Linked DNA regions of Homo sapiens: region 2 is linked to region 1. A link is a contact called in ENCODE Hi-C or POLR2A ChIA-PET data. All regions are on one chromosome and are shown on one strand. The core of a region is the stretch at or near the end of the contact, and the rest is flanking DNA. Distances in the headings are between cores, read along the strand shown. Region 1 holds the start of LINC02352 (long intergenic non-protein coding RNA 2352). Region 2 has its middle 23 kb from the start of KLF13.

The links. A loop is a pair of places that touch in the nucleus more often than their neighbours do. ChIA-PET counts read pairs that join two places held with the same protein, here RNA polymerase II (POLR2A). Pooled maps may share reads with other maps.
Region 2: a map of heart left ventricle shows a loop between it and region 1 (3-fold over the local background). The contact joins the enhancer-like site here to the promoter of LINC02352 in region 1. A Hi-C loop is called at or near these places in 19 of 168 maps with a recorded cell type or tissue (HepG2, IMR-90, OCI-LY7 and 9 more), 8 of 37 single-sample maps with no recorded cell type and 13 of 50 pooled maps. POLR2A ChIA-PET finds 5 or more read pairs at or near these places in 16 of 52 experiments (B cell, CD4-positive, alpha-beta memory T cell, GM10248 and 10 more).

What each region holds. Positions count from the first base shown.
Region 1 is chr15:31,212,775-31,218,401 of GRCh38, reverse strand. LINC02352 (long intergenic non-protein coding RNA 2352) reads right to left here and starts at 2,381. Exons shown (of 2, transcript NR_135834.1): 1 at 2,365-2,381. It overlaps LOC124903454 (a long non-coding RNA gene), which reads right to left and starts at 2,088. Exons shown (of 2, transcript XR_007064556.1): 1 at 1,273-2,088.
Region 2 is chr15:31,301,347-31,306,944 of GRCh38, reverse strand. No RefSeq gene overlaps it. Among named protein-coding and RNA genes, the nearest start is that of KLF13, 23 kb to the left of the region's middle. RefSeq lists enhancers at 1-172, 1-3,358, 3,453-3,755, 3,992-4,674. Within about 2 kb of position 3,449, at least 4 of the 41 ENCODE cell types and tissues checked have a DNase peak (open chromatin) inside an H3K27ac peak, as active enhancers do; they include OCI-LY7, where a contact is called at or near this core.

The DNA of each region.
Region 1 (5,627 bases), core at 1,132-3,631:
AAACCAAGAAGTCTCTACCCAACCTCCCTGTTAAAAAGGAAATGTAAACTAAATCCATGAACTACTTTCTTTTTTTTTGCTTATCAGATTGGCAAAAATTAAAAGTTTGTAATCAGTTGTATGTATCAGACAGGAGGGTTCTTAACCCATAGTAACAACTACAGAAAAAGATCTTATTTTGGAGGGCACTCCGAATCTTGAGGATGCAGGAGGAACAGGCTTGGAAAATGAGCAGGTGTCAAGAGGCCTCCCTAGGTCAATGGCAGAAGCAGGCTTGCTTGGACACTTTGGCCATGGGACATGATGCCACAGCTGGACAGAGTCATGGCCAGGCAATGCCACTAGCACCCCCATTGGACATTCTCTGCCTGTCCCAGGTCTGCAGATGCAGGGCCCTGGGGTTCTCTGCCCAAATGTCACCGTGCCCATTACCAGGGCCATCTGGGCCTGTTGAAGCTTCCCTCTTCCTCACTCTATGACCTGAAGGGGATGGAGGGTCCTTTTCTGGTGGGGTGGGGGTGGGGGTTGGGGAGGTGGAGGTCCAGTATGGAGCTTGAACCGGCAGGCTGGTGTAAGGTCCCCACTCTTTTGGAGGGTTTTACTAATGTCTCTAGGAATCTCAAACACACGGCCAGGCGCGGTGGCTCACGCTTGTAATCCCAGAACTTTGGGAGGCCGAGGCGGGTGGATCACAATGTGAGGAGTTCAAGACCAGCCTGGCCAACACAGTGAAACCCTATCTCTACTTAAAATACAAAAATCAGCTGGGCATAGTGGCAGGCCTGTAATCCCAGATATTTGGGAGGCTGAGGCAGGAGAACCGCTTGAACCCAGGAGGCGGAGGTTGCAGTGAGCTGAGATCGTGCCACTGCACTCCAGCCTGGGCGACAGAGCTAGACTCCATCTCAGAAAAAAAAAGAAAAAAGAAAAATCTCAATGCCACATAGCCAGTAGTTCCTCTTCTAGGAATCTTCCATTGGTTGCAGAAAAGAACATATTCTTAGTGTAAACAGTAATTCATGGAATAATACGCATATAAAAGTGGGAGGCCTCGTTGTTAACCTTATGAGCTCTGGAGTCAGGCTCAAATTCTGACTTCTGTACTTAGTAGCTGTGTGATCCTGGGCAGGCTACTTAACCTCTCTGTGCCTTAGGCGCCTCATCTGAAAAATGCGAGTAATAGTAATAAACTTTACTGAGGTTCGTGGTGATTAAATTAATATTTGCAAAGTGCTCAGAACTAGATCTTGGCATTTGATGAATACTGATTACCCATTAATTCTTTTTATGATATCCTGACCCCGTTTCTTCCATACAAAGCAGGTTAACATGCATCCGTGCATGTTGGTATGTGCCCAGAACTGTACACACGCACCCATTAACAATGGCTGCCTGGAAGTAGGGGTAAGAAGGAAGTGTGAGTATCCATGTCCCTTTGTGATAGATTTATTTGTGAATTACTGTAACTTCCTACATCAGGCACTGACACTTGTGGACAGGTGGGTAGGTAATAGGTAGTAGCTATACACAGGGGTGAACAAGGACCAAGCAGGCAAAGCCCCTGCCCTGGCACAGGGGACTCTTCCAGGTCTAACTCAGGCAGTGTAAGAACGCCCCAAGGGGCCTGGGATGCCCAGGAGCAGGGAAAGGGACTGAGGACCGGCGCTTCCCAGTGCCAGGCCACGGCACTCAGCATTAGCCACCCTGCTCCTGGAGGTTCTGGGGCCAGATGTCCCCCCAAGTACGCACGGTCATTCAGTGAACAAGTGCTCTCATCTGGAAGCGCACACGCCTCCGGCGGGCTGAACTGTGGAGAGGGTCCAGGCTCCACAGCGAACCGCCTCCCAGCAACCGGGCTCGCCCATCGGAGGCAGAGGTCTGGCAGGAAGGGCTGGGAAGGGCGGGGTCGGTGCGGCCTGACCCCTACACCCCTTAGGCCTGGAGGCGGATGTGCACTTCGCCCATTTCAACATTTCCTCCCCGGCTGGCCTCGGCCCAGGAAAGAGGCAGGGGTGCGGTTTCCCTCCGCCTCTCCCTCAGCCCTTCTCTCCCGCACCCCTCCTCCTCCTCCCACCGCTCCTTCCTCTCCTCCTTTCCCGCACCCCTCCTTTCTTTCTCGCTCATCTCTCTGCCCTCCTTGCCCCCTTCTTCTGCCCCTCCCCCTCCGCCTCCCCCTTCCCCTCCGCCTCCCCCTCCCCCTCCCCGGGTCCTCTCCCTCCCGTTCCCCCGCCTTGCCCTCCTCCTCCTCCTCGCGGCCCCCGCCCCGGAAACCTGGCTCGCCCCGGGAGGCTGAGGTGGGGCGCGCGGGGTGGTTCAGGGGCCCATCCTCTCCGCCTCCCGCGCGCCCCGCCCGACGGCTCGCACCTGCTTGGCGGCGGCCGCTGGATTCTCGGCCTCGGGCTGAGGAGGCAGGAGGGAAAGTGGGTCAGCGCGGGGCCGCGGCAGGGCTGCTGTTGTGCTTGGAAAGGGGCCCGGGGTGCCGGAGGCCTCTCCCAGGCGCGGCGGCAGGAGCGCCCGCGCGTGACACTCCAGGCACAAAGGGGCCGGGCCGCCGCCTGCACTGGGGCTCGGGCGTGCGGGGAGAGGCTGTCGGGCGCCGCACGCATGGACTGTGTTCCCCTTCCCGGCCACGGCTCGGGGCGGCGGGGGCCCGGGGCTCTCCTGTCCCCGAGCGATGTCCCCAAGGCCTAACACCGCGAGCCGGAGCTAGCAGGCGCCCACCACGCCCGCTCTTCGTTCGCCCCACCCGGGCTAGGTCTGGGCGGCTCCCTCCTCCGGACGCTGTCCCCGCCGCCCCGCCCTGCCCCCTGGTGTCAGCCACAGGCCTCAGCAGCCTGGCGTCCTCCTCCTGGGAGCATTTTTCTGACACCTCTGGGGGACCCGGTCCCCTGACCCCTACGCTCATGCGGTCTGCCCAGGTCTTGGGGGGGCGTTGGCTCTGTTTCCGGGAAACCTCCGAGGCTGATACCTGGCAGCAGCCCTGCGGAGGACTGCCCAGCCACTCACCTCCCGACCACCGTGCACCCCAGCAGCTCTGGGACGCCGGGCTCTGTGGGTGGGCTGGGTCGGGCTGCAGACATGGGTCACTGTCCTAGAGCAAGGACTGGCTGCGAGAGCAAGGAGGGGACCAGGCCTTTGAGATGTCAGTCCCCAAGCTCCCCTCTGCTGTCCCCTGCACAGGAGCAGAAGGGCATGGCCTGAGGGTCAGGGTGCCTCAGCTGGCTTCCTGCACTGCCGCACACCTTGTCCTGTGCCCCCCGCCCCCCGCGTGCTAGGACCTCACCGTCCTAACATGCCCAGAACTCTGGCTACTGCTGGAGCTGGGCCTCCTTCCTGGAGAGCCTATCCCCTGGGTCACCTGATGAATGTTTCACCCTGTTCCAGAAGCTTTCCAAATCTCTCGCCAGAATGCCTCTCCAGCCCTTGGCTCCTGTTGCACAATCTGCATCCTTCTGTGCCCACGCCTGGTGCAGGCCTCTTCTCAGGCTCTGGGAGGCTGGCCTCTGTGAACGCTGGGCTGAGCCAGCTTCTGACCCAGGAGGGGCCCAGGGCTGCAACATTCTCACCCTGCTCCAGGTTTGAGAAGGTATTTCCATGGGAAGCTTGTGTCAAATGCGTACCCTTCCTGTGTGTCCTCACGTGTGTGCAGCAGTAACTGCACAAGGCTATAGTCGGCACTGCTGAGCCTGGGGTAGCCCCTGAGCTTGTCTGAACCCAGCTGAGTGGAGCTCGATTGACAGGCAAGTGTTTGGTGTCCCCCTGGCTTGTAGAAGGGCCGATGTTAGCTCCTGAGACCACCATGTGTCTACTGCGAAAGGACAGCTGGACACCTGCAAGCCTCCTACAGATAGGGGAAGGAGGGAATGGGGAGAAGGGGAAAATCAGTAAAATACGACCTTTTCCAGCACCTGGGAGAGAAGGTGCTCTTGCACCAAGAGCCAGACACTGCTCTCCTGGGGGAGGGGGCCATCTTTCCCGGCTTCATCCCTCTCCCTGGCCTGGGAGGGAGGAGGAGACCCCCACTGGGCCATTCCAGGCAGGTGCTCAGCCAGTGGGCACCCTGGTCAAGCAAGCCTGGGTGCTCCAAGGTGAAAGGAACCTTAAACCCATTGGACTAGGACCCCAACCTTCTTACCACCCTCATCCAGGGACCCTTGTTTTGAAAACTTCTATATATTAAATAAATGGCAATTAAAACAGAAAAATCTGTGACTTTTTTTTTTTTTTTTTTTTTGAGACTGAGTCTCTCTTTGTTGCCCAGGCTGGAGTGCAGTGGCTCGATCTAGGCTCACTGCAAGCCCTGCCCCCCGGGTTCATGCCATTCTCCTGCCTCAGCCTCTGGAGTAGCTGGGACTACAGGTGCCCGCCACCACGCCCAGCTAATTTTTTGTATTTTTAGTAGAGACGGGGTTTCACCATGTTAGCCAGGATGGTCTCCATCTTCTGACCTCATGATCCATCTGCCTCGGCCTCCCAAAATGCTGAGATTACAGGCGTGAGCCACCGCGCTCGGCCCAGAAAAATCTCTTTTGAGTGTGACCCTCAGAAACTCAGCACCCTCAGGGAATTGGGCAGGGGTCGTGGAGGCCCCTCAGAGAAAGGGAGAACTGCTGGGGGTCCCCATCATACACATCCACGTTACACTTTCCTGCAGGACTGGAATTTTTTTTTTTTTTTAGACAGAGTTTCTCTCTCGTTGCCGAGGCTGGAGTGCAATGGCACGATTTTGGCTCATGGCAACCTCCACCTCCCAGGTTCAAGTGATTCTCCTGCCTCAGCCTCCCGAGTAGCTGGGTTTTCAGGCATTCGCCACCACACCGGCTAATTTTGTATTTTTAGTAGAGACAGGGTTTCTCCATGTTGGTCAGGCTGGTCTTGAACTCCTGACCTCAGGTGATCTGCCCGCTTTGGCCTCCCAAAATGCTGGGATTACAGGCGTGAGCCACCGCGCCTGGCCTAGGACTGGATTTGAGCTAAAGCAAGGAGTGCCAATTCCTGCCCTTGATGACACATGGGCCTCACCAAGCTCTGCCCACTAGCTCTAAGCCTCTAGGATTTCAGACAAATCCTCAAATATAAACACAGAGCCCTATGGATCCTCTCAAAAAAAGCAAGGCGGGGGCCCTGCCAGTTTGGTTATGAGAAAGATTTCATTAGCTTTGTTGTATTTGGCTTTTGTGTCAGGGGCCCAGTTATCACCTTCTGGAATCTCCCTTCCTCCTTGTAAACTCCAGCTGAGTTTTAAGGCTCAGAAGTTTTCAGGCAAAGCAACATTGGATATTAAGACCTGGAAGTTGGTTTTGTTCTTTTTTTGATCAACTAGCCCTTCTTTTATGTCTGTTCGTGGCCAGACGTAGTCTGCGGCTTCACGTAGTAACATCTGATTAAATGATGCACAGCCTATCCTGGGGCCATAGACAGATAATTGCAGGGCTTAATTTTTTCATTTGATGAATAATGAAAGCTTTGCTCATTTTGTATGTGTGGGAAAGAGACAACTTTAATATATTTGAACTTGCAAATGGCTTTTTAGTATTGCTGTCCTGACACACTATAACACAGCCCTGATTGGTTATCTACGAACCTTTCAAAACAGAACAGGCGTTTGGTGCCAAACAGGGCAGGGT
Region 2 (5,598 bases), core at 2,200-4,699, 87 kb before region 1:
CCCTGGCTGTGTCCTAGCAAAGGCATCAGGCGCGGCGCAGAGCCTCGAGGCAGCCGCGGTGCAGGGAGCAGGTGCTGGCAGCTGCCGTCAGCCCCACAATGTGGCTTTTGTCGGCCGGGGTAGCTGTGGAGCCCAGGAACAACCAATGTCGGGGAACAATTCCCAAGGCTCAGCCTGAGCGAGGCTGCAGCTCTCAACAAAGCCACCGAGAGCCGTTGGGCAGGCGCTTTTGTCATGCAAATACAGGCGGGGGACCGGCGCACTCCCCTGCATGCTAACCACTTTGTGATTCAGAGGAAGCCAGGGCCCTCCCGGGAAAGGCGGTGGCTCCTAGCTTCCCTGGGCCTGCCCTGCCTCTCCCATTGTCCTCTCCTGCACCCGGCTTGGTGAGCATCATGCTGGGCCTGGGACGCAGGCCCGGAGGCTCAGAACTCACAGTCTGACCAGGAAAGATGCAGAGGCTGGAGGACATCACCCCAAAGTGTGCAGCTGGCCTGGAAGAAGGAGACTGGGGAGCTGGGAGAGGGCTGAGCGAGGAGACCCCTCCGAGCAAGCCAAGCTCCCAAGTTCGGACCAGCCAGCCCGGCTGAGGACAGCATCTCATGGGGGAGAGCCTCAGGGGCAGAAGGACTGTGCATCCCAAGGCCCCAATGGGGTGGCCGGTGACTGGTTCCAGGAGAGCCTGGCTGGTGTGAGGAGGGCCAGTCTGCGGGCTCCTGGTGCACAAGGCTTGCATGCTTGAATGGGGCTTGGAGAACAGGTCAAGGGTCCAGGCCCTCTGGGCGGGGCAGGTGCCCCAGGGCTGGGCCTGTGTGCCCTTAGGAAAGGGCCTGACAGGGGCCTGGAGACTCAGGGTCCATCCCGACCCCACCCCACCAGCCCAGATGGCTATTTGGCATGTTGCTGAGTTTTTCTGAGCATCTGTGTGCTTATCTGTAAAACCAGCATCGGAATAAGCTCCATTTTAGGGCCACGGTGAGACGAAATAAAATAATCCAGATAAAATGTTGAGTTCAGTGTTCAGCATGTACTAGGCTCACAATGGATGATATCAACGGACAGCAATTTGCAAAAATTTCCAAACTTAGAAATGCAGATACTAATTTCCCAATAATGCTACTTCTAGGAGTTTATTCTACACATATTCCCACATGTGCAAAATGACATATGTTCAAGGTTATTTTTCACAGATTTGTGATGACCAGAGATTGGAAACAGCCCAACTGTCCATCTAGAGAGCCTGGTTAAATAGATGATGGTCTGTCCATCCATGTCACAGAGTAGTCTGCAAATGAAACAAGAACGGGGTGCCCTTTGTGCACTGACACAGGGATCTGACCTCACAAGGAGACACAAAGGAAGGACCCCTGCACAGCCAGTGCCTGTGGCCCAGAGTCGGTGTCCTATGAAAGGAATGGGGCCAGTATCTTGGGGACCCAGGCAGCCTGCTGGGCAGGGACAGAAGGTCCACTGGGCCCAGGGAAAAGGTTGGGGCAGCAGGAAGGGCAGTGTGCCCATTTCTCTCTCTCTCCTTTCTTCTCTCTCTCTCTCTCTCTCTCTCTCACACACACACACACACACACACACACACACACACACACACACAGAGAGAGACTTGGAGATAGAGACTTTCTCCTGCAAAAACAGACCATCTTGGGCAAGGTGGAGCACACAGCTCTGTAGGCTAGAATAACACAACCAGTCACCATAGCAACAACAGGGAGTTGTAATTTTCAGACTGTGAGCTGCGCCAGAACCCAGGGAGAGGATGCAGGCCACCAGCAGGGCTCCCTCCGGGCAGGTGTCTCTGTAACCCGGGGAATGGAGGCCTCAGCCACCTAACCTGTAAAAGTAGGATCTGATCCGCACACCGCTGCCCTGTGATGCCTTGGAGGAGAAATTGAGAAAGGCTAGGAGCTTTGAAGCAGGCTGAGGGCTCTCCAAAGCGTGAAGGCTGTTAGCCTCTCCCAGCACGCCCAGCGGGGATGCCTGGTCCCCTTCTCTGCTCCCGAATGCCCTCATTAGAGACGCCTGTGTGCAGCCCTGAATTTCTATCATAAAAGCATCTTTCAAATGAATAAATAATGACTAGAGAAAAGGAAGAAAGCAGATTGCATTTCATTGGGCAGGAAAGTTGCTTGGTCTCTCGGGGCTATTTGGCCAAGCTGCCCACAGGTGCCCACTGCGTGAACACAGGTGTGAGTCCCCACCAGATGCTGTTCATTGCTTTCTAAGTACCCTCGCCCCCACCTCCACCCCAACCCCAGCCCCATCCCAGCCCTTCCAGCTTGCAAAGTCATTCTATCATGGCTGTCTCTCCAAAAAAGAGCCATTTCCCAGGAAGGCACCACCCTGACCACTGGCCTTGTCCCGTGGCATGAAGCCAGCGTCACTCTGGACATTGCTGGCTGAGCTGGTTGGACTATGACTGTGGTGGCCAGCACCTCCCAGGCCTGACCCTGCAGAGAAAGGCCGAAGATGAACTCTGACCCCTGGGTGCAGCCACCCCAGCCAGCCCAGCCAGGCCCAGCGGGCAGCACCCCTCTGTCCCCATGGGCCTGGGATGCAGTGTCCCATTTTCCCTGGTGAGACTGGCCTTGTGGGCTATACAGGGGGCAGGAACTAGCAAGGCTATTCAGGGCCTCACCGAGGGGAAGGGCCACTGTCTCCATGGCTGCCAATTTCTGGCGACGTCCCCAGTGGTCTTCCTCCTGCAGGTTCTCAGGCGGTGCCCTCCCACTCCAGGCTGTGCCTGGCTGGGGGGTGGGGGTGCAGGCCAGGCTGGCTCCGGCTCCCACTCACACTAGTGCTACAGGGCTATGGTCCCATCCCTTAGCTGGGCTAGAAACGGAGAGGCGCTAGGCTTGGGGCTTGGGGAAGGGTCCATCTTCAATAGCTTAGTTCTCAAACTGTGTTCTGGGGTGGGCAGGGAGGGTGAGCCACACTCCACAGGCAATGGTGAGTGCTTGAAAACGCCTTTTACAAACTAGTGAAAACAAACACAGGAGTATGCTGAATAGCACACATCATCCCATGACGTTTGAAGGCAGAGCAACATCTCTTGCAGGCAGCTCTGCAGGGGGCCCTCTTGGGCCTTATCACTCTCAGTTGGTGGTAGACAAAAGTCTGAGACCCCCATCGCATGAATTTGTGTTCCTGTCACTTTTCACATGCATTCATGCTGGTGCATGATCTCTAATCTTTATAGGAGTCATTTTATCTCCTTTGGAGGGATTTGGGAGTGAGGAGTTGAGAGGCAAGGCTTTAAAGGAGCTTGAGGTCACCTCCCCTCACCCACTCCCAGGTGGAGTCAGCCCCTGAAGCCCCTCTTCCAGCCAGGTAGGCCTGGTTGTGGCTCGTGGCTCCGGGAAGGGAAGGCTGTGTGGGCGGGGTGGTTGTGTGGGCGGGGTGATTCCTCTTGGCTTGGCTCAGGGGCCCAGCGCTGTCCCAATCTTGTTTGGGGTGTGGTCTCTTTTATGCTGTATAATGACTCAAAAAAAAAAAAAAAAAAAAAGACCTTGTTCTTGAACAAACCAAGAATATCTGTCCCAGCATAATGACAGAAATATTGTGACAAATTAAGCATCTGTCATTGAGCTATCAGGCTCTATTTTAGGTTAAACCTGCTTAGAGATTACGCTCCTTTCAGCTCAGTGCTGCCTCCCACTGTGCCCTGTAGGCACTCTGAGGCTCTGGGGACAATTGTTGGGCCTCACCGGGCCCCAGTGGCTCCGTCTGAGATTCAAGGGGGTGGGCTTAGCCCCTGCTCAGACACTTGCGGCACATCCAGCCAGCCTAGGGAAATTTCATCTACTTCTCCACAGTCCCCATCCCCTCTTCGGCACCCCCATCTCCCACCTAGGTCCTAACGGCATGTGGCACTCAGCGAGCTCCAACTCTCGCTGGACAGTGGGAGTTGTAAAGGGAGCAAGGTGCCCCTGCTTGTCCCTGGCAGAGAGAGCCCAGGGACCCCACGAGGGGTCTAGAGGTCTAGAAACAGGCATGCACCATCTCCTTTCTGGGCCAGGGCCGGAGGGACACACACAAGGCAGCTGAGGGGGTCGAGGTCACCTTCAGGCCACTTGGGGATGGTCTGGAGCCTGTCCTGCTGTGTCCCTCAGCCCCCTCCGTGCCTGGAACTGGCCCTACCCCAGCAGCCCCCCATTCCTAGAGGAGACTCCAGTGACTCGATTTCTCCAAGGATCTCTGTATTTGCAGTGCTTAGTACTTTATCTCCCCCACCGGTCTCAACTTCACAGAAGAGACAACTGCCACAGAGAGGCGACCTGCGTGTGCTTCCCCAGCCACTTCTAACCTGCCGACCTCATGCCCTCTTCCCTAGCCTGCAGGTCCTCTGCCAGCCACACCTGGGGCCATGACGTCCCCTCTCAGGGAAGAGCCAGGGACTCCTGCTCTACAGAAGCTCACCCCTGGGTGGCTTGGACTCATAGCCAGGCCAGGGAGTGCGGAGTGGCCCCCCAGCCAGACGCCACATTGCATTTTGCAGAATGCGCCATTCCGCACGGCCCCCGCACACGCTGCTCCCTGGCCTGGAATACATCCTTGAGCATCCTTTTTCTGCTCTGGGAGCCTTCTCTGCCCACACACTCTCCTGGCAGCCTGGGCACTGTGCAGTTATTTAGGGCTGTTCCTGTTCGTTTGCCTCCTCGGCTTCCTACCAGACTGTGAGCTTCTTGGGGGCTGGTCTGGACTCAGGGGACCCAAGATGGGCCTCATGGTGTCCAGGGAGGGTGTGCAGACCTCCCTCTGTCCCACAGTTCCCACTGGTCCCCTCTATGCATACAGAAAGGTCCAGATGGCGGAGAATGTTCCAGGCCCAGAAGCATCTCTTCAATGATCCCTTCCTGAGTAGGGGTGTCCATAAGGTGCTGTCCCCTAAGTTCCCAGAGCCCCTCACGGCTGGGGCCTTTCTCCACGGGTCTGGGAAAATCAGTCTCAGCAACCAATTGCACCTAATTATTTACAGGACTGAAATGGGTTAGAAATCTTGCAAGATTCAGGCCCAGTAGAAAGGCCCTTTTGCATTTTTAAAAAATCTCAATGCAAATCCAATGCAAAAAAAAAATAAAAATATCTGAGGGTGTTTCTTAAATTAAGTTTGACACGTTACTGTGTCATTCAAAAAAAAAAATAACCAAAACAGGCCTTTCCTGGATTTGTTTCTTAAACATTTCTGTGAACGAGAAGCAATTTCCCTGCCAGCCCCTCACTCCAGATGGCCTAATCCCCTCGGGACCTGCTTCAGGCCCGATAACATCTCTTGGTGAGCTGGTCACAGTAAGGCCCTGCACTCACTTCTCGGCAGGGTCCCCAAGGGACCTCGCCACTGGGCAGCCGTGGCAGATGGGCTGTCCCTGCCTGCCCACACACAGCAGCCATCCCCACGAAGCAGGGGATGGTCCCTGCTGGCTGAAGGATGGCTGTTTTTCTCAGATCCAGGCCAAGTCACTCGGGCAAAAGGTCTGTTCCTTCCTACTGAATGCTCTGTTTGTAGCAATGCTAGGGCAACCCAAAGAGGACGGACTCTGTAGAGAGCCCATTGACACCACCCTTATCTGCCAAGGGAGGAGCTGAGGA